Regions from separate parts of the Homo sapiens genome. Here all the other regions are linked to region 4. Evidence: chromatin loops called from intact Hi-C (ENCODE). Cell type or tissue: CD4-positive, alpha-beta T cell. All regions are shown on one strand. Region 1 overlaps CCDC88C (coiled-coil domain containing 88C). Region 2 overlaps CCDC88C (coiled-coil domain containing 88C). Region 3 overlaps TC2N (tandem C2 domains, nuclear). Region 4 holds the start of PPP4R3A (protein phosphatase 4 regulatory subunit 3A). Region 5 holds the start of LOC124903360 (a long non-coding RNA gene).

Region 1 (4,000 bases), 190 kb before region 4:
CAAATAAAACCACACGGATTTGCCAGGGTTCTCAGCTGGGGCACTAAGAACATTTGCAGATGGAGTGTTCCTGACCTGCGCACTGCAGAATATGTAGCAGCATCCTTGGCCTCCACCCACTCCATGCCAGGAGCACCACCCCCTCTCTTCCCCGGGGTCACGACAATCAAAAATGTCTTGAGACATTGCCAAATGTCCCTTGGGAGGCAAAATTCACCCCACCTTTTCCCACCGCCAGTTGGGAAATTGAGAATTGCTGATTTAAGCTGTGGCTAAGCTAGGTAACGGATAATCCATGCATCCACAATACAGTACCAGGAATGGCTGTAATCCCGGCTCTCCGTCTTGCAGGCAGGGGTTCTAGGAGAGGCGTTAGTGGTGGAGGCACCTACCTGCCTGGCTTTGTCAGCCTTCAGGGTCTCCATGTCACTCTGCAGCTGCTCCTTCTCTCTGATCAGCTCCTCACTGAGGGTCTCCAGATCTTGGTTGCTCTGCTTTTCTCTCTCCAGCTGGGTTTGTAACTTTTCAATCTGCAGAACCAAAAGACCCAGCCCAGTGCAGACATCAGTCCTACGAAGTGAACCATGATTTAAAACAAAACAGAAACCACCCCAACAGAATGCACTGATGGGTCTTTTCTCAAGGGAAGACCTCCTGACATCATTCTGTAGCAACTCCCCACACCACAGCTGTCACTCTTAAGACAGAAAGTCACCAGGAAGCAAACCATCACCATCCCCCCAGCGTCCCTCTGCCCCATCCTTGCTGCCATGTGCTCCACCGCCTGAGGCCGCCACCGCTGGGTGCCCTCGGGGGTTTCACACGCACCCAGCTTCCTGTCCTCCTGGAGACTTCCTGCCTCAGTTGGTGATGTCACCTGGCTGCTCAAGTGGCCCTCTGTTATATCTCTTCCTCTTTCACCTCCATGGAAATGTGTCACCAAGCCCTGTCCTTCTTACCCCTTCCACACTTCCACCATCTCCCTCACAGGCCAGGCCACATTTTGTCTGGCCTGGACAGCCACCCAGTGATCTCCTTGACATCAAGGTCTTATGCCAGAACCCACCTGTTCGCAGCCCTCCTAAACATGAACTACCTAAACAGAGGTCCTTATGCTCCCCGTTGCACACGAGTGCCCGCCTTGCTGAAATGCAGATTCTGACTCAACCTTTTTTTTTTTTTGAGATGGAGTTTTGCTCTTGTCGCCCAGGATGGAGTACAATGGCATGATCTTGGCTCACTGCAACCTCCGCCTCCCAGATTCAAGCAATTTTCCTGCCTCAGCCTCCTGAGTAACTAGGACTACAGAAGCCTGCCACCACGCCCATCTAATTTTTGTATTTTTAGTAGAGACGGGATTTCACTGTGTTGGCCAGGCTGGTCTCACAGGTGATCCGCCTGCCTCGGTCTCCCAAAGTGCTGGGGTTAACAGGCATGAGCCACTGTGCCCGGCCAACCCTTGCATTTCTGATTGCTGTTGCTTCTGGTCTAAAGGTGTGATTTCCTGGGTCCTACCTACCCCTGATGGACCCCTCATCTTTCTCATTCTGTGGTTCTTTGTCCTATACTCCGGTCCATCCCCGAAGAAGACCTGTGCACCTGATGAACCTGCTGGGCTAAGGTATGGGATGGCTGCAGACTTTCTGGCCCCCAGAGGGTTTCCTGTCCTCCCTGCAGCCACTGGCATGGGCAACAGTCTCATGTGGTGCAGCATTAGGTTTTCCTGGGAGTTGTGGGTGCCAGGACCCTGCCCCTCAGCCCCCAGGCTGCATGTCTTCACATGAGCTGCTCCTGCCTCTCATGACAGGCCCCCAAAGGGCTGCCCCTCTTCCTCTAAAAATAAGGATTCTTTTTCCTTCCTGACTCAAAGAATGAACTCTTATGACTTCAATACAAAGCTACAGACACAGAGGAGGGAGGGGGCTTCTCTAGGACCCATGGAGGTGCCTTGAGTTAGAGAGAAAGATGTTTTAACTTCAGGGAACTATGGTTTCCAGAGGTCCCAGACCAAAGCAAGCGTGCAGCCTGGGCTACATTCGGGGTGAGATGAAGAGCCAGGTTGGCACTAGGGGCCCCCTGTGGGACTCAGCAGGGCCAACGGGCTTGCTTACTGACTAGGAAATGCCAGCTGGATGGCTGAGGTTGGAGAGGGAAATTCAGGATGAGCTGAGCTGGCTGAGGGTTGCCAGGCCTGAAGCACAGCCTGCCTCCTGCTGGTGCTGAAGGGTTCACCTGTCAAATGCTGGCGAGCACCCTCTACGTGTCAGACTCTGGGCTGGGCACTGGGGCCAATAAAACAGTCAGTGAGACATGGACAGAGAGTGAAGGGAGAACCACCCTGCAGGGTCGGGCCAGATTCCAGCCAGGCTCAGGGCAGGCCAAGGACGAGAGGGAGGAGAGAGCTCCAGGCTTCAGACACAGGACAGCCCTGCCTGCAAACAGCGGCCCCTCCCTTCCGGCGCCCCCACGACCAGAGAGTGTGTGCCAAGACAGGGCCTCCCGAGGGCCACGGCAGGAGAGGCTGGCGTCGGGCCAGGGAGGAAGTGGGTAGGGCCTGAGAGATCAGCATAAGGAGTTGTGGTGGGTGGGCGACGCCCCCGCCAGGTCCTGTTTGTACAGAGGAGGGGCCACAGCAGACAGGACAGGGCAGAGAGATGCCTGGGCACCACCCTGGTGACCTGCCAGAAGGGGCCCCAAAATATCACTAGGCCAGAGAGATAATACTGCAGGCTTTCTGGGGCAGCGTCGTGAGGACCTGCAGAGCTGGAGGTTCTCATCTTCCTAAAGGGCAATTATTTTTATCATGGCCAAGGTTGGGCTGCCACTTATGAAGACATTTCCCGTGCTAGGCCCACATGAATCTAAGAAACCAAAACACTGAGTCAGCCACAGTGGCTCACACCTGTGCTCCTAGCACTTTGGGAGGCTGAGACCGAAGGACTGCTTGAGCCCAGGGGTTTGAGACCAGCCTGGGCAACATAAAGAGACCCCAGTTCCAAAAAAAAAAAATTAGCTGGGCGTGGTGGTACGTGCCTGTGGTCCCAGCTATTCGGGAGGCTGATGTGGGAGGATTACTTGAGCTCTGGAGGTCAAATCTGCAGTGAGCCATGGTCACACTACCGCACTCCTGCCTGGATGACAGAGCAAGACCCTGTCTCAAAAAACCGAGTCACTTTCCCCATGCTGCCCTGCACCAGAAGATGTGGCATGAGACGGGGGTGTCTTCTGTTGTCCTACAAAGAGAGGAAAAACCACCTGGCAGCTCAAACGCTGCAAGGCACACAAAGTTCAAAGGGACAAGAGTGAGGAGCCTCGTAGAAGTCCCATGAGGGAACTCAAGGGACCAGTTCCCAGGAGTGGGGGACCTGTTCCCAGCCTCAGAGATCATGAACCTGCAGAGTGGCTGGGTGCAGTGGCTCACATTGGGACGCTGAGGTGGGCAGATCACCTGAAGTCAGGAGACCAGCCTGGCCAACATGGCGAAACCTCATCTCCACTAAAAACACAAAAATTAGCTGGGCATGGTGGCACATGCCTGTAATCCCAGCTACTTGGGAGGCCGAGACAGGAGCATCGCTTGAACCCAGGAGATGGAGATAGCAAGGAAGCTGAGATTGCACCACTGCACTCCAGCCTGGACAACAGAGCGAGACTCCGTCCAAAAAAAAAAAAAAAAAAAAAGAACCTGCAGAGCCAAGGGACCCAGGTGTCCTGCCACAGTCATGCCTCAGTAAATGACACTGCCAGGACTCACAGCTGGATGGCTGAGGTTGGAGAGGGAAATTCAGGATGAGCTGAGCTGGCTGAGGGTTGCCCATCCTGCATGGCAGTCAGCCCGCAAGAACACTCTGGCCTCCTCCCTCGACTGGAATCTGACAGCTGGTGCATTCAGAGCCCACAGTACACCAGTGCCTCCACAGTGTGAGGCAGGTGGATGAGAGGTCCTCTGACCTGGAATGAGCAAGACCTGTCGGCAATCCCTAGTCTCTCATTGGCCCCT
Region 2 (4,000 bases), 190 kb before region 4:
TGGATGAGATGCTATGCAGAGATTTCTTTCTGTGACTTCACAATTATGTTGAAGAAAACTGTGATAGTGTATGCAAATTACTTTTAAAATTCTAAATGAGATGAAAAATAAGCTAAAAATAGTAAAAGGCAGACTATCTACTCTGCTTTTAAACAGCTCAGGTGCAAATGGAGAAGGGAAGAGTCTTGAGTCAGGAATGGGAGTTCCTGGCCCCCTCCTGCCACAAGCAGGTGCATGATTTTAGGTAAGTCATGGGGTTGTTTTGGGGAGGGGAAAAAAAAAGGTATGCAAAAGCCCTCTTAAGAAAGGAGCCCGGTTCTTCCCCCCTTCATTTACCCAACCCAGTGCCACGTCCTCATCTCTTGGGGCCTTTCCACACTGTTGCTAATACAGCGATTCCTCCCCCTACCTCTTCACCCCAGGGGCTGTGGGTACAGGGGGGTGATGGCTTTCACAGCAAACACATAAATCTGGAAATGTGTGTGGTTCAGATTCCCCGGGTGATCATAAAGACTGAACAGCATCTCGTTTCCCTCTGAGTCTTCATCCTCTACCAAGGATAACGACATGGACCACCCAACAGGCCAGAACGCCCTAAAGACCCAAACCAACAGCAGGCGAGAAGTGGAGGGGATGGTGTGTACCTGGCCCCAGCCCAGCACTGACACACACATAAACACACACACACTCCACATACAAGGACGCTTGGAGGGCTCCATCCCAAATAAGCTGTAAATGAAACTAACCTAACTTCAACACCAAGCCTCAAATAAGACTCCATTATTTCAAAACCTGTGGTCATCTGGACAGTGTCTCTGCAGAATTCATGGGGGTGAACCCATTTTTAAAATTACAGAAAAATATATTTAAAAAGTACCATTTTAGCCATTTTAAAGTGTTTGGATCTGTGGCATTAGGTACAAGCACACTTTTCTGCAACCATCACCACCATCCCTTTTCACCTTCCCAAACTGACCACAGAGATTAATTTTTAAGGTTCTGTGAGTTAAACAATGGAATCGATGTTTCATTTCCTCTTCCATTAAAGTCAGTGCCTTGAAGACTATTAAAACGACACAATGGTTTACTACTAAAACGCCAGTGTTTCTCTTTTTTTTTTTTTTTTTTTGAGACAGAATCTCACTCTCTCACCCAGGCTGGAGTGCAGTGGTGTGATCTTGGCTCGCTGCAACCTCCACCTCTCAGGTTCAAGCGATTCTCCGGCCTCAGCCTCCTGAGTAGCTGGGATTACAGGTGTGCACCACCACGCCTGACTAATTTTTGTACTTTTAGTAGAGGCGGGGTTTCTCCATGTTGGCCAGGCTGGTCTTGAACTCCTGACCTCAAGTGATCTGCCCGCCTTAATCTCCCAAAGTGCTGGGAATACAGGCATGAGCCACTTTGCCCGGCCCAGTGTTTCTTTACTAGTGCAAATCTCGTCAGCACCCCCCAGCAACCAGAGTAACTGGGTATGTCTTAGTAAGACAGACAAGAAGAGCTGCCCTCTACAGAACACACCAAGGGCCAGAGCCGGGGTTCCTGCTTCACTGTTTTCTCTCACTCATCCTCACAGTCATCTTGTGAGGCAGGTTCATTACCCCTATTTTGCAGGTAAGGAAACTAAAGTTTTAAGAGGTTAAGTACTTGCCCTAGGTCACCCAGCTAACCAGCAGAGAAGCCAAGGCTTTATGCCAGGTCTTTCTGGCTCTCGAAGCCACTGCCCCATACACTCAGGCTTTGCTTGCACGATGCCATCATTCTAGCAAACACTAGAATGATGCCAGCTCCTAGCTAGGCACTAGGAGTTGACAACACTAAGAATAAATCACGGTATTAACTTTAAAGAGCTCACACATTATAGAAAATGGTCTAAATCGGTGAGGCCTTCTCACCAGCCACCATGGTCTCTAACAAATATTTAGTTGATGAGAGACCATCCTAGCTGCTTGTACCACCTCTCTGCTCCACCAGGGGGCGCCCCCAACTTGGACTTCCAGAGGCAAGGGATTTGGGGGAACCCCCTTGTGCAGCCCTCAGGCCCCAGAACTACGCACAGATATCAAAGCACAGACAGCTAACTTCTCACACAGATTCACAGTGAAACTGGTTTTAGGTTCGGAACTGATAGGAACCCCCAAATGCAAGAAATATTCACCTGTTTCCAATAACCTTTCCAGAATGCTTAGATGTCTATCAGAATTTTTTAAAGCCACCCACTAAACAAGCCAAAAGCCCCATCACACCCTGGAAAGTCTAAGTAACTATGAACTTGCACGATCACGTGCACGGGAACGGTGAGCGTGTGCTATTTTCAAACACAGGAACTGGCTCATTGTTTGCCGGGGCTGAGGCTTCCTGCGCAGGGGGCTGAGTGCGGCCCCGCCCACGCTTCCCATGACCGACACCTCCTCTCGGGGCGCGGGGCAGTGGGCAGCAGAGCAAGCCCAGGAGGGAAGAGGGAAAGGGAGAGGCCTGGCAGAGGCGCTAAGAACCTGGGTCTCCGGGGCAGCAGCCACTCAGCACCCTCCCCACCCAGGAGAGAGAAAACAGGCTGCCTCCATCTTGCCCAATTATGCAAATGAATGGAGGAAATGACGCCCTGGGTACATTTATAGCAGGGATTCGTGGCCACTGGTGATGGCTCCTGCCATCCAGGGCTTTCAGCCATCCACAGATGGCCTCAGAGAGCCTCTGGGTGTCAGTGCACTATAATCTGGAAGCTCCCGGGAATGTCCATATGGGAATTCGGAAAACTGGCAACACTTAATTTGTGTTTTGCGTCCTGACATCAAGGCTGCCAGACCCCTCGTGTCTTCCCTGGGGAGAACTGTAATGAAACAGTTCCAAGTGGAGCTTGAAGGAAATCATGTTTGCCTGGGATGAATGGATGGGCTAACATGGCAGATTCAGAGCCCAGGACTCAGCTCCCTGGAGGCAGCGGCGGCCACGGCCAGGCTGGCTCCCCGGCACCAGGCGCTACCTACCGTCTGACAAGTCTGCGTTCTTGGACAGCTGCTCCAGCTCCCAGCCAAGGTGGGCAGATTCGTTCATGCTCTGCTTCTGTGCAATCTCAAGGACCATGTTTTCTTCCAGCAGCTCCTCAATTCGTTTCTTATCTGTGTCCCGGTCCTGGGGCAAGCAAGAAGAGGCAAGAAGTGAGGCTGCACAGCTGGAGATCCCCCTGGACAAGCCTCAGCCCCTGTATAGCTACCGTCATGTGCTGTGGATGAAGATGTACTGGCTCACTTCCAAATAAACAGAGCTGCACAGAAACATCCCAACACAGGGCCCTGCTATGAGAGGGAAAGCCACTCAAAGGTACCCTGACCTGGCTACCTAGGTTATGAAGACAGACCCGGCCGGGGTCCCTAACTGAATGCTGTCTGAACAAAGTGACATACTGCACAGGGCTTTAAAGCAAGTGTGCAGTGATGGGCAGCTCTGTGGCTCTAGCGAAGCCCTAACAGGCCTCTAAAGCTGTTAACAGGCTAACAAATCACAGCTCACCCCACACCATCAACACTGGCAAAGACCCTTCTTCCAAGACACACACACACACTCATTCCTACAGAAAAGCAATACAGAAGTCAAGTGCTCTGTTTGTGGGTGTTAAGTGGCACCCGCTCAAGCCTGCTGATTTTAGCAAGCTACTCCCCGCAGTCAACAAGTCATTCGTGGTAGCAGTGGCAGCAGCAACGGCAGTAGCAGCAACAAACCCAGTAGCTAAACTATCAGAGAAGGGCACGCCATAAACCTGAACCTGCCCCAATCGGTTTTCTTTTCTTTCTTTCTTTTTTTCTGAGACAAGGTCTTGCTCTATCACCCAGGCTGGAATGCAATGGTGTGATCACGGCTCACTGCAGCCTCAACCTCCCAGGCTCAAGCAACCCTCCTGCCTCAGTCTCTCCCAAGTAGATGGAACTACAGGCTCACACCACCATGCCCAATTATTTAGTTTTCGTAGAGATGGGGCCTCGCTAGGTTGCCAGGGTTAGAACTC
Region 3 (4,000 bases), 330 kb after region 4:
TAATTTGGATGGGGCGGGGCATAACTACTTTACCACGAATAGTTCTTTTCAACATGCTCAGCTTCTTGCTCTCAGCTTCTGCTACTTAACCATGAGAGAGGAACAATGTTATGAAATGATGCACTTCGTTTTTAAAATTTGTAATTATTATGGATAACACAAAGGTAGTCTATCATCCTTATTTCTCTTTTTTCTTTTCTTTTCTTTTTTTAATCATCTCCCTAATCAATGGATCGCCTCTCCTTCTAACCTTTGTTTCTCAAAATACGGATTCTAAACTCACATTTACTTGTGAGTGCAGAATCACTATTCTCTCCTCAGATTCATTCAAACTTGGCTTCTACCCTTACACTGTACTTAAATTATGTCTGCTGAGGTTAAAGCCCCCATCCTAACTTCCAAAGACAATAGGCACGTAATCAGTTCTTGACTCCCAGATAGACTTCTCTCCTTGTTAAAACTCTCCTCTCCTGGCTTCTATGAGACCACTGCCCCCTAGATTTCCTCCTTTCCTGATGCTCTTCCTCAGACTCCTTGGCTGTCTCTACCCATCGCTTAATGCTGGTGTTCCCCATCCTTGGTCTTGCCCTCTTCTTACACTATACTTACTTGAATGATTTCTTACACCCTTACAGGATTAACCACCACAAATCCACTGCTGCTTCCAACATTTGTAAGTCTGATCTTGACTTCAGAAAACCTGATACCAATATATCTATTGGTATATATCCACTAGACAGCTATGCCAGATGTCCCGCCAGAATCTCAAACTCATTTTCTCTCCACCTGAATTAATCTCTCAATATTAGTTTTATTCGTAAATGCACAATTATAATTCATATGAAGTCAATAAAATACAAGATATACTTAAATTTTTCATGAAGGGTTAAACAAAGAATAAATTTGTATTATGGCCTCTTCCTCAGTTATGAAGGTAACTCATATTCATTAGCAAAAATTACAAAATACAAAAGAGATGATAAAAAGCAAATATCCCAGCTCTCAAAGGCAAGCAACATTACTCCCTCCTTCCAGAAAAAGCAATTTTTAACCATGCTGAAGTTACACATCAAAATATGAAACTGGTAAATGGATTTTGTTGTTGTTGCTAATTCTCAATATTTTCCAGGCTATGTTCTACAATATTAATCAGGGAAAACAAATTTCTATTAACTGCCTACCTAAAGGGAGAACTAGAATAATATTTCAATTACAAAAGCAATCCTTTTATATGCTGTATTTTAAATGTTCTAAAGAAATCAATGGTTTTGGCTTGGCATCTATCTTGTCTATACCCAGATGTCTATCGGTGTGCACTATAGCCCACAGTTCATCCACAGTATCTTCCTCTAAAGAAAACCATAGCAAAGGAAAACCTGGAAGAAATAGAAGTCAAATCTAAAACCTAGCTGGGTAGATTGTGGTTTGCAAACACCACAGTAAAGGGACACTTTTAACACCCTTTCGCCACTTCACAAAGTTTCAGAAACATCACAGGTAAAAACCCTCTGCGAAGCTCTTCTCATCAGACCCCGCCAGGGAAAGGAAATTCGCTTCTCTTTCCCCAGAGCCCAGAAACCACCTGGACGCGCCGTCGGAAGCCCGAGCACGGAGCAGGGAGCCGGGCGCCCGGCGCGCGGCCGTCCCCGCCTGGGCTGGGGTCTCCACCGTCCCCGGTCACGGGTCCCCCTAGGCAGAGCCGCCCACCTGGCCAGCGGGGACCTAGCCTCGCCCCGTCGCCCACCCCTGGTGCCCTCCAGACCACCGCGCTTCCAGCTGTCGCGGGGCCTAAAGCTCTCTCAGGCCCCCGCGACACAGGCGTCGCTGAGGAGACGTGGGAACAGCCCCTGGGCCCCACCACGGCCCCATTTTAAAGAAAGTTAAAGACAAAAGAGACAGAACTGACACTCACCTCCAGCCCGCAAGGCGGGGCCGCCCTCACAGGCACCCCCCACAGCCCTGAGCGAGCTGCCAGGTGGGAGAAGCGCACCTGAGCCAAGCCACGCCGCGCCTTTCCCCGCCCGGGTCCCGCCGCCCTCCTCCGGGTCTCCACGTCCCACGCCCGCGCTGGGCCGGCGCCGCGCGGCCGCGGCCGGTTACCTGCTGGAGGCAGTGGGCGCTCTGCTGTCGCCGCCTGCGGGAACTGTGACTCCGGTCACCTCGCGCGGCCGCGCCTCGAGGTCCTGCCTTTCCCAGGGCCTCCCCTACCCTATCACTTACCCCCTCCCCTCCACTTCCCTCCCCGTACCCACTCCCACACCACCCACCAGGGCCGCCCCGCCCCTCGGGACGGGCGCTAAGGGGCGAGGCGAGGCAAGGCGGGGAGGGGCGAGGCAAGGCGGGGAGGGGCGAGGCAGGGCGGGGCAGGGCGGGGAGTGGAGTGGCGCAGAAGGGCTGGGCGCGGAGGGGCGGGGCCTCCCGCGTACCTGAGCCGCGCTGCGCCTGCGTCCTCCGCGACTCCGCGCTTGGCAGCCCCTTCCTGGGAAGGTGTAAAATGCCGCCAGGTGTGGGGTGTGTTTTGGGAGAAGAAGGGAGACAAGCGGTAGGAGGGGGAAGAGAGGGGAAGCTATTGGCCTGAGGAAACTTCTCTGACTTGGGGAGGCAGGGGCAGTCTTTCTGGCGATGTTTATGCACACTTTACTTAGAAGCGGAGTAGTCATGTTGTTACTTGACTTTTAGAGTTTTTATAAAAAGTCTATAAAGTCTTTGAGGATCAGCCCTGCTCTCTGCTTTTGTTGCTATCTGCTACTGCCTTGCCATCAATGGGTGTCTTGGAAAGAATATTAAATGTATCCACCACAGCACCTCACACCCCCGATTCTATGAGGGATCCCCTCTAACCCTGGTAAAGCGGGGGGCCTGGCCCTTTTCTCTGGGCTTCCTTGGTGGAAATCTCAACACTGCTTGGAAATGAGTTTCCTAGACTGTCTGATGAAGAATGGCTTAGCATTTTTTGTTTGTTTTGTTTTGACAGAGGTTCTGTCGCCCAGGCTGGAGTGTAGCGGTGCGCCCGTGGCTCAGTGCAGCCTCGACCTTCGGGGCTGAAGTGATCCTCCCACCTCAGCCCCTCCGCCAAGTAGCTGGGAATACAGGCGCGAGCCAGCATGCCAGGCTAATTTTTTAATTTTTTGTAGAGATGAAGTCTTATTATATGGCCCAGGCTAGTCTTGAACTCCTGGACTCACGTGATCCTCCCACCTCTGCCTCCCAAAGTGCTCCACCTCCCAAAGTGCTGGGATTACAAGCATTGAGCCACGGTGCCAGCCTGGGTGGTGGGACTGTAAAATTGAAAGAAAGGTTCATACTTTTCCTTCTGGAGAGCAGTCTTTCCCAGAGTGAGTTCTGTCCATCTCAAGGTCCTAGAGATGCTGCAGTGGGAGTAGGGGTAGATCACCAGATCACATTAATGTGGGGGAGAGAGACACAAAATATTTGTTTTCCTTGAGATTCACAATGCATACTAGCATTTTACAGGCATAAGAACCATGTTTTACTTTCTTTGATCCTGCATCTCCCAAATGTGTTTGACCATAGAACTCTTTTCTTGAGAAAGGCCTGTTTCCAATCTTGGGCATTAGTGTTTCAACAAACACTTTGAAAACCACTGCTTTCAACTCCTAGTACGTTCACATTTAATAATGTATCACAAATGTTTGCAAAGTTGTGCACTGTTCACACAAAACTTTCATGAGTCATCTCATTTAATCCTGGAAATTGCAATGTAGCTGTTATTATCTTCATTTTGCAGTTGAAAATATTTAAAGGTCAGACAACCAGTTAGTGGTTGCCCAAACATACAGTCAAGATTTGAATCTGAACTTTGAACTCCAAGGCGTTTTAGACTAATATTCATTCTGTCTCTCTCTCATTTGTTCCTTTTTTTTTTTTTTTTTGGGCAGGCTCTCACTGTTGCCCAGACTGGATTGCAGTGGCACAATCATAGCTCACTGCTGTCTCAAACTCCTGGGCTCCAGCCATCCTCCCACCTCAGCCTCCCAAG
Region 4 (4,000 bases):
ATATACTCCAGATTACCACTTTCAATTTAAATAGAACATCAATATTCCCAGAGTCTTCAATTACAGAAGGGCTAGTCTTGTTGGTTTTTCATGGAATTGGAGTTCTGGGGAGAGTCCAATTGAAGAAAATTCCTTGAAATTAGTTTGCAATAATTCAGATACAGAATCGCTACAATCATAATAAACTGGCATCGTTAGCAACTGCAAAATATAAACTAATGTACAAAAAGAAGTGGAAGATAACTTACTTTCACGTTTGGAAGTAACAATTTGAGAATAGTTTTACCCCACTTGAGTATTTTAAGTGAAATTCACTGTATATCGCCAAAAACAGTGGCAATCCCTACAGAGAATAAGCCTTTTAAAATATGAAACAGCACATGTGGAAAAAAGAAAAAACGTGAAACACTTATTTTCAAACAACTTAGTCTTTGAACCTTGAGGGCTGTTTCAAAATTTGTGAAGCATAAACACTAGGGAAGATCCGAAAGGTTTTAAAAATTATCTGCCAACTTCTCTGCACCTGTTAACCAAATTATGAACACCCATTTAAGCAATCAAAAAAAGCTCATATGATTCCAACTTTGCAAGATGTTTATATAGTAAGCTACACACAAAATTCTGCATTACTATAAAAAAGACAACCAACACTGGTGAACGAAAATCTTCGCAAGGGAAAGCGTTTTCTCTTAGTGTAGAGTTGCCAGATACAGTGTTGCCAAGCTTCAACACGATCAGAAACATGTAGCAAAAAGATGTTTAAAAAGAAAAACAAAAAAAGCACAGCAAAACGTTCTTCAAAGTGTGAAAGGTCCAAGAACTTTCTTAGCTCCAAGCAAAGTTTCATGCCTGCTTTACAGATGGGTGAACTAAGGCAGCAGATCGGATTAATCAGTGTCTTTCTCAAGGTCACTCTAGTGCAAAAGAACAGCACACTCCGGACTCCCTATCTCAGGTCCTCGACCTCTCCACACTCCAGGGCGGCACAGCTCAAACACGCTTGGCTCTCCTCGTACCCAAAATGCCACCAGGCACTCAGAGAAAGGAAACATTTCAAGCGCTCTCCGGGGAGCTCCCGCAAGACTGGGGTACCTGGGGCCCGTCCTCCCCCGAGGTGGCCGCCCTCCCCAGCCGTCCCTCTGTTCTCGTGGAGCGAGCGCCATGCCCCGCAAGAACCAGGGAGGCGGCCCAGGGCCGTGGGGGCTGCGAGGGTCCCGCCGCGCGGGGCTTCACTTACCGTCGCTCTCAGCCCTGACAAGCAGGGACATGCCCTTCAGCCGCTCCACGTAGCCAGACGACACATGCCCGGTGCCCCGGTCGTCCCACTGCCGGTCCTCGTTGAGCGTGTACACCTTCACCCGCCGCCGGGTGTCGGTCATCGTGCCGCCCGGGAACCGGGGCGGGGGCCCCGCCAGTAGACGCCCAGGAAAGGGGCCCTGGAGAGGCGAGGGGCGAGGCGTGAGGGCGCCCGCGAGCGGAGGGCTCCCCGGCCTCACTGCCGCCGCTGGGCGCCGCGGGGCCGCGCCGCCGCCTGCATGGCCCGCTCCAGGGACCGAGCTCTGGGCCGCCGCCTTTCCTCGCCTCCGGCTCCCCGGCGCTATTGTCCAGGCCTGGCGAGCCCGGCGCCCGGCAGCCCCGAGGGGGCCGCGCAGCGCTTCGTAGCCTCCCGCCCCGCAGCGCTAGGAACTCGGGGCTCCCGTCACTGCCCTGCTCCCGCCTCCGCCATGATCTCCGCGAAGCAGCTTCCCGCGCCGCCGCCGCCTCCTCAGGCCGCCGCCGCCGCCGCCATATTTTCCTTCCTTATACCTGGCCCTGCCACCGCGGCCAGTGGCTCCCTTCCGCTCCCCCTGTTTTAAACGTCAGAAGCCGACAGGCGCCTGATCCTGCTGCAACTGCTACCACTGCCCGGGAGACTCTGAGGGCCCCCGGCCGCCCAAGCGACCCGGACTAGTGGAAGTCGGTTTCCCTCCGCCGCCGTCTCTTCCGTCTTCCTCACACAGCCAAAACCGCCGCCATCTTGGTTCGCCCCTCAAAAGCGGCGCGCGGGGCCACCCAGGGAGCAGCTGCAGGGGCGGCTCGTAGCCCCACCATTTAAAGAGACAGCAGCGAGACCGGGAGCCTTACTGCGGCGGAGGCTTCCGACGGAGGCGGGAGGCGGGCGCGGAGTTGCCGAGGTGGCGGGAGCGCAGGGAGCGGAGGAGGCGGGACGCAGATTGCGCCGGTGACAGCCCGAGGCTCCCTCCCGCCTCCTTGCACGCACCGTCGTGCGAGCGCTGGGCGGTGTGTGCGTCCGTCGCGCCCTGTGTTCGTCATCAGCCCCGCTCCAGGATGCACGAGGGGCGTGGATACGTTTGCGGCCTCTGCCCGCGGGCCCCGGCGCTTCGGCCTCGCCTCCGCCCGCCGCCACCTTCCCTTGTTCCTGCCCCGTCCCTGCCTCTGCCCCTGCCCCTGGCCTGCGGACGCCGGGCAGCGTGGGCCTGGGCCCCTACCCGCTTCCGAGAGCGTTTTCCCGGGGCCGCCTTTATGGCTGAGTCGGGCGCTCGGGACCCACCCGGCGCCTTGCGGACTTGAGGGAATGAAATGGAAACGCTTCCGGGGAAGGTCGCGGGTGTGGGCGCCTAGGTCGGCGCAGCCTTGGGAGCCGCCGTGGGTCGCGGACTGGCGTGGCCAGTGTGGAAACTTGGGACTGTTTGCGATTTCTGGGCGTGGGACCGAGTTCCAAGTGACAATTCTAAAACTTCACCTTACAGCCTAGGCAAGCCCCAAGTGCTCCATTCCTTCATCCCTATCAGAACTGTCTGCCAGCCTTTCTTGTCGGAAAAGGAACTTAAGGCGCTCACAAAAACAAATGCGACACTGTGTAATCGGGAGGAGTAATTCTCAGCATTAGGTAGTCCTGTGTTTTGAAGACCTACTTGATGTCAAGTATTGTTGATCTTCACAAAGGAATATCATTCTCGTTCCTATCATGCAGCTCATATGCCACCATTTTGGTGGCTTTTACCATTTGCCAGGCCTTGCCAGGTCGGGCTTGTCCGCTCGGAATATAATGCAGCCACACACATAACTTTAAATTTTGCAGTAGCCACAAAAAGTACGAAGAAACTGGTGAAATTAGTGTTAACGTTTTAGTGCGGTATTTTCAAAAGTTATTTCAATAATCAAATTACTAATGAGATATACGTACAATGTCTTAAAAATGTGATATATTTTGTCCTTCCAGCAAGTCTCTGTTGGGATACTAAATTTTCATCAGAAATATCTACGTTTAGATTTTATTGAAAAAAAATTTTTTTTGAGACAGGGTCTCTCTGTCACCCATCCTGAAGTGCAGTGGCTCAGTCTCAGCTCACTGCAGCTTCAACCTCCTGGGCTGAAGCGATTCTCCCATCTCAGCCTCCCAAGTAGCTGGGACCACAGGTGCGCAGCACCACTGCCAGTTAATTAATTAAATTTGTTATTATTTTTTTTTTTCGGTAGAGACGGGTTTCACTGTTGCCCGGGCTGGTAGAGTTTATTAAATTTACAGTTGAAAATGTAGATTCACATATTCTGTTATTCCAATCATACTTAAAAGTTTTCCAAAAGCTGAATCAAGTATCAGTTTTTAAATTTAGCTGGGCGCGGTGGCTCACGTGGTCAAGGAGTTCAAGACCAGCCTGGCCAACATAGTGAAACCCCGTCTTCACCAAAAATACAAAAAAATTAGCCGGTCATGGTGGTGTGCGCCTGTAGTCCCAGTTACTCGGGAAGCTGAGGCAGGAGAATCCTTGAACCCGGGAGGCGGAGGTTGCAGTAAGCTGAGATTGTGCCACTGCATTCCAGCCTGGGCAACAAAGCGAGACTCTGTCTCAAAAAATAAAATAAAATAACAATTTAAATTTAAAAATTAAGTAAAATGAAAAATTCAGCTTGTGAGTTGCACTAGCCAAAATTTGAAGGCCTGGTAGCCACATGTGGCTAGTGGCTAGTTTTGGAAGGTTCGAGTGCTTGACATTGC
Region 5 (4,000 bases), 750 kb before region 4:
AGAAGAGGGGACTCATCACTGGTGTGATGAGTAAGTGTAGCCTCTGAGGTCCCCAACTATAGCAAGGAGTGAGAGCAGCCAGTGAACAGGAGTCCTGTGCTTGCTCCATTCCACAAATTCTCACTAGGCACCAACTGCGGGCAGCACTCTGGGCTAGGGGTGGGCTTCACAGAACAGGACTCTGCCCTTAAGAAATCTCTTTGTCCTTGAGAAATTTCACCTCTAGTGGAAGAGAAAGATGTTTTATTTTATTTTCTTCTTTTTTTTTTTGTTTTTTTTTTTTGTTTTTTTGTTTTTTTGAGACAGTTTCAGTCTTGTCACCTAGGCTGGAGTGCAATGGCGCGATCTCGGCTCACTGCAACTTCCGCCTTCTGGGTTCAAGCGATTCTCCTGCCTCAGCCTCCCGAGTAGCTGGGACTACAGGCGTGCGCCACCACACCCAGCTAATTTTTTGTATTTTTAGTAGAAACGGGGTTTCACCATGTTAGCCAGGCTGGTCTCAAACTCCTGACCTCAGGTGATCTGCCTGCCTCGGCCTCCCAAAGTGCTGGGATTACAGGTGTGAGCCACCGCGCCTGGCCGAGAAATGTTTTCAAAACAATGTTAAAAATGCAGTGACTGAGACAGACATGGTGTCACAGAAGAATTAAGAACAAGCACCTCAGCCAACCTGAACTAAAGCTCCAGCCCTCTGAGCTTCCTCTGGACTCTCTAAGTCCCTGCTTGCTTCCAAAAAGAGAACCAATGAGGAGCCGACTAACACAAGCAACATTAAATATGAATATGGGTCAGTGGCAATAAAAGGGTTCTTACTCTTCTTACACTCTCTAAATATAAACAGGAAGCTTTGACCAGCAACCTGAGATGAGCGGCCACATGCAATACACCCATCTAGCCGCCCACCATGAGCAGAATCCAGAATGGGAAGAGGCAGAAGAGATCATGGAGTCAGAGACAAACAGTTAGCAGAAGGCTTAACGTGGTGGATCTCCACCAGGCATGGCCCCACAGCGCCCCCTCACAACCCCTACTACCACATCTCTGGGTTTCCTACATAGGCAAAAGAAAGCACCCCGGAAAGCTCCCCTGAACCACCCCGTTCCCTCCACTCATGGACTTTTCTATAAAACTACTTGTTTCACTGCACCCGAAGTGATCTCAATGTTTCCAAAAATGAAAAGCAGTCCTGGCGCGGTGGCTCACATCTGTATTCCCAGCACTTTGGGAGGACAAGGTAGGAGTATCATTTGAGCCCAGGAGTTTGGGGCTGCAGGGAGCTATGATCGCACTACTGCACTCCAGCCTGGGTGACAGGGCAGGACCCTGTCTCTAAAAAAAGAAAGAAAGAAAAGAAAAGCAGATTCTCAAGGAAAAAAGATCGAGCTCTATCTTCTCTCCTGTCCTCTCTTTGCAAATGAGGAGATTCAAGCTCAGAGATGATTTGCCCAAGGTCACATGGGCAAATCCTGATCCAATGAGCTTACTACCACAGCAGGTCCACAGCAGTTGCCACACAGCTCCCAACAGACTGGAGACTTTTTCTGCCGGGGAAAAGGCAATGTCAGTGGTCACTTGTCTGTCCTACGGCTCTAGGATGACACCTAGAAGATCATGGTCATTAGCAAATATCCAATTCATAAAGACTGGGATTAGATCTCACTTGAAGACATGAATCTCTCAAGGAACACTCCAGGAAAATCCTCTTTGGGCTTTTATAGTCCTTATGACCAGGAATTTTCGGTCCACGAAAAATATGACGTACTTCAATTCCTGCTAAAGCAGGAAACGCACCTTTACATCCTTTCTCTTTGTAAATACCCACGCATTGAATGTTTAACGTATTAAATGCTGTCAGCTTCTACGAGAGTCTCTATAAATATGGTCTCAGAAAACAATAAAGGGGCACATCGGTGAAGGCTCAGCTGCTGCCTGCGAACAGCCAGGGCCTGTGAGTGTGAACGCCTCCCAGAGAGCTCGGCTTGGTGAGTCCCTAAGAAGGCTCACTAATGCGAGGTTAATCAAGAGAGTTGGCAAGTTTGCCTTTCTTCTCCATCCCTGAACTCGAGTTGAATCGCGGAATCAACCCAAGTACAGGGGCTTCAAATGGTCAGCCGGCCTTGGGGCACCACTGTCCCGGTGGCCGCGGCAGGAACCAGTCCTGCAGTCCTGCGGCGGCACCTGCGCGAGATGCAGGGCACTGGCTCCAGGACGGCGGGGCGGGGCGGGGCGGGGCGCGGCGGGGCGAGAGCGCAAGGAGGGGCGGGGCGAGACGGGGCAAGAGAGTGGGGCGGGGCGGGGTCGGGGACAGCAGTGAGCGGGGCGGGGCGAAACGCGAGGGGAGGGGAGATGGGCGGGGCGGGGCAGGGGGGGCACGGTCCCAAGGCCGACCCGGCCGAGGACGCCCGGAGCAGCTCCGCGCATGCGCAACTGTGGCGCGCGACTGCGCTAGAACGCGGCTCCCGCGACCCCTGGCGGCGGCTGCCGAGGGGCTGCGGGACGACCTTGGGCGGCAGCTAGCAGCGAGTCCTAGCTGATGTGGCCCTGAGTCAGCTTTTAGAGGTCCCAAGACTCGTTCACAGGCCGCTAAACGCAAACTAAGGCACCTCCCAGCACACCAGGATCGACGTGTCCTCCTTCAGTCCGGACTCGGCGGAATCTGCACCTGGGAGCCCCTCCCCAAATGACCTGCTAGCCGCAGTCCAGGAAGCAGGCACCCCTCACTCCCCTTCTCAAATGGGGGCTCTATTCCTGTCTCTAGCTCTGGAGTTGTTGTGAGGATAAAGGGAGGTAAGGGACAAGTGCTTAGAACAGTGTCTAGAAGGAATTATTTTAATGCTGTAGTCATTATTAATAATGTATTATATTTTTACAATTCCAGAACCTGGCACACAGTAGGCACTCAACAAACCGTTCCTCTGTCTGTCTTGAGAGACTGCGGTGGGCCCTGCAGGGCAGCTGCCTGCCTCTGCCTGGTTCGAGGAAGGCCCAGCCAGGCCGGCCCCAGCTTCCTTCCTGCTCTTCTGTCCCACTCCGACCCACTCCGGAGAGCCACGCTCTGAGCCGCACATGACTCTCTCCTTCTCCACAGAACAATCTGTGTTCTGCTCCCGCCCCCGAGAGAGTTCTGAGCTTTCCAAATATGGATGCTTTTTGCATTCCCAAAGCATCACGAACATTTGGGAGAAGAAAATGAACACCAGACATGGTTTGGAAACGATGGAAGCCAAGGGATGGGTGGTGACGGAACAAGCACCGTACTAGGAGTTTTAAAATATAAAACACGAGTCTGGCCTAGGTGATGTCTTACAACCTTACTAGCTTTGTAGCAGTCTAGGCCCCAAAGAGATCCTAGAAGTAAGCACCCAAACCCTAAGAATAAAAACTACAGCGGCCACCACCACACATTGCAGAGGCGAAAACTGCATTAAGGAGGCCCAGAGAGTCACCTGCTGTCAGAGGAAATGAGCAGTGGGAGGCAGTCCCTTGAGAGCCAAACAGCTTGAAAGTTGACAAATTGAGATGAACCAGCTCGTCGGTGAGTGTAGGCAGAAGAGGCATTAGACACAAGAGTATTTGTTTTTATATCAGGCCCAAACCAAAACCTATTCTGAAATGGAGTGGATCTCAGAATATACTGAGAAGTTTGCCCTTTTGCTTAGGCACCTTGTGTGTTATTCAGCTAGAGTTTATCTTCAATAGTGTGCCCCTGGATGCCAGGGCAAAATGTTAAAGAATGGCCCCGTCACAGGCACCCCTGTGCAGCAGGCACTGTTGTCCCTGGCGCACATGCAGGGAGATAAAGCAGGCAGCTTAGATATGACACAGCCTCAACACCCAACCCAGAATAAGCACTCACATATTTGCTGATTTAATGAATTAATTAATTATACAGTCTAGTTTGAGAGAGGCAAATGGCAGATGTGAAATAATTAAAATCTGAATGCCAAATTAGATGGTACTAGCTATAAATAGAGGTGGAATCAGAGGATGGAGAGATTGG

The links. Peaks named below come from ENCODE experiments on the same cell type or tissue, not always from the same donor. Only the 100,000 strongest peaks of a DNase experiment are listed, where the experiment ranks them.
Region 1: a loop joins it to region 4, with 3.0 times the contacts of the local background. A loop is called at or near these places in 11 of 110 quality-filtered maps.
Region 2: it touches region 4 in a loop (10-fold over the local background); 10 of 110 quality-filtered maps call a loop at or near these places.
Region 3: it touches region 4 in a loop (4-fold over the local background); 4 of 110 quality-filtered maps call a loop at or near these places.
Region 5: it touches region 4 in a loop (6-fold over the local background); 3 of 110 quality-filtered maps call a loop at or near these places.

The regions. Positions count from the first base shown.
Region 1 is chr14:91,315,258-91,319,257 of GRCh38, forward strand. CCDC88C (coiled-coil domain containing 88C) reads right to left here. Exons shown (of 30, transcript NM_001080414.4): 14 at 393-530. Among named protein-coding and RNA genes, the nearest start is that of GPR68, 73 kb to the left of the region's middle. RefSeq lists an enhancer at 854-1,243. In CD4-positive, alpha-beta T cell, CTCF peaks have their summits at 796, 2,213 (motif pointing left) and 2,415; DNase peaks (open chromatin) are centred at 744, 2,514, 2,834 and 3,212; H3K4me3 peaks cover 726 bases; H3K27ac peaks cover 3,959 bases.
Region 2 is chr14:91,321,795-91,325,794 of GRCh38, forward strand. It overlaps CCDC88C (coiled-coil domain containing 88C), which reads right to left. Exons shown (of 30, transcript NM_001080414.4): 12 at 2,985-3,129. Among named protein-coding and RNA genes, the nearest start is that of GPR68, 79 kb to the left of the region's middle. In CD4-positive, alpha-beta T cell, CTCF peaks have their summits at 1,974 (motif pointing right) and 2,174; DNase peaks (open chromatin) are centred at 2,017 and 2,307; H3K4me3 peaks cover 1,025 bases; H3K27ac peaks cover 4,000 bases.
Region 3 is chr14:91,834,271-91,838,270 of GRCh38, forward strand. The region is part of intron 1 of TC2N (tandem C2 domains, nuclear); the gene reads right to left. Among named protein-coding and RNA genes, the nearest start is that of TC2N, 31 kb to the right of the region's middle. In CD4-positive, alpha-beta T cell, no CTCF peak of the experiment used is centred here; DNase peaks (open chromatin) are centred at 1,521 and 2,361; H3K4me3 peaks cover 1,836 bases; H3K27ac peaks cover 308 bases.
Region 4 is chr14:91,508,269-91,512,268 of GRCh38, forward strand. It overlaps PPP4R3A (protein phosphatase 4 regulatory subunit 3A), which reads right to left and starts at 2,042. Exons shown (of 15, transcript NM_001366432.2): 1 at 1,238-2,042. The coding sequence starts at 1,379. RefSeq lists enhancers at 642-1,293, 1,294-1,944, 1,762-2,041 and silencers at 1,052-1,101, 1,352-1,411, 1,422-1,521, 2,102-2,301. In CD4-positive, alpha-beta T cell, no CTCF peak of the experiment used is centred here; a DNase peak (open chromatin) is centred at 2,213; H3K4me3 peaks cover 3,139 bases; H3K27ac peaks cover 2,222 bases.
Region 5 is chr14:90,756,114-90,760,113 of GRCh38, forward strand. The region is part of intron 3 of TTC7B (tetratricopeptide repeat domain 7B); the gene reads right to left. It overlaps LOC124903360 (a long non-coding RNA gene), which reads left to right and starts at 2,448. Exons shown (of 2, transcript XR_007064302.1): 1 at 2,448-2,787; 2 at 2,879-3,404. RefSeq lists a silencer at 2,215-2,554. In CD4-positive, alpha-beta T cell, CTCF peaks have their summits at 2,491 (motif pointing left) and 2,694; DNase peaks (open chromatin) are centred at 2,418 and 3,018; H3K4me3 peaks cover 1,511 bases; H3K27ac peaks cover 1,455 bases.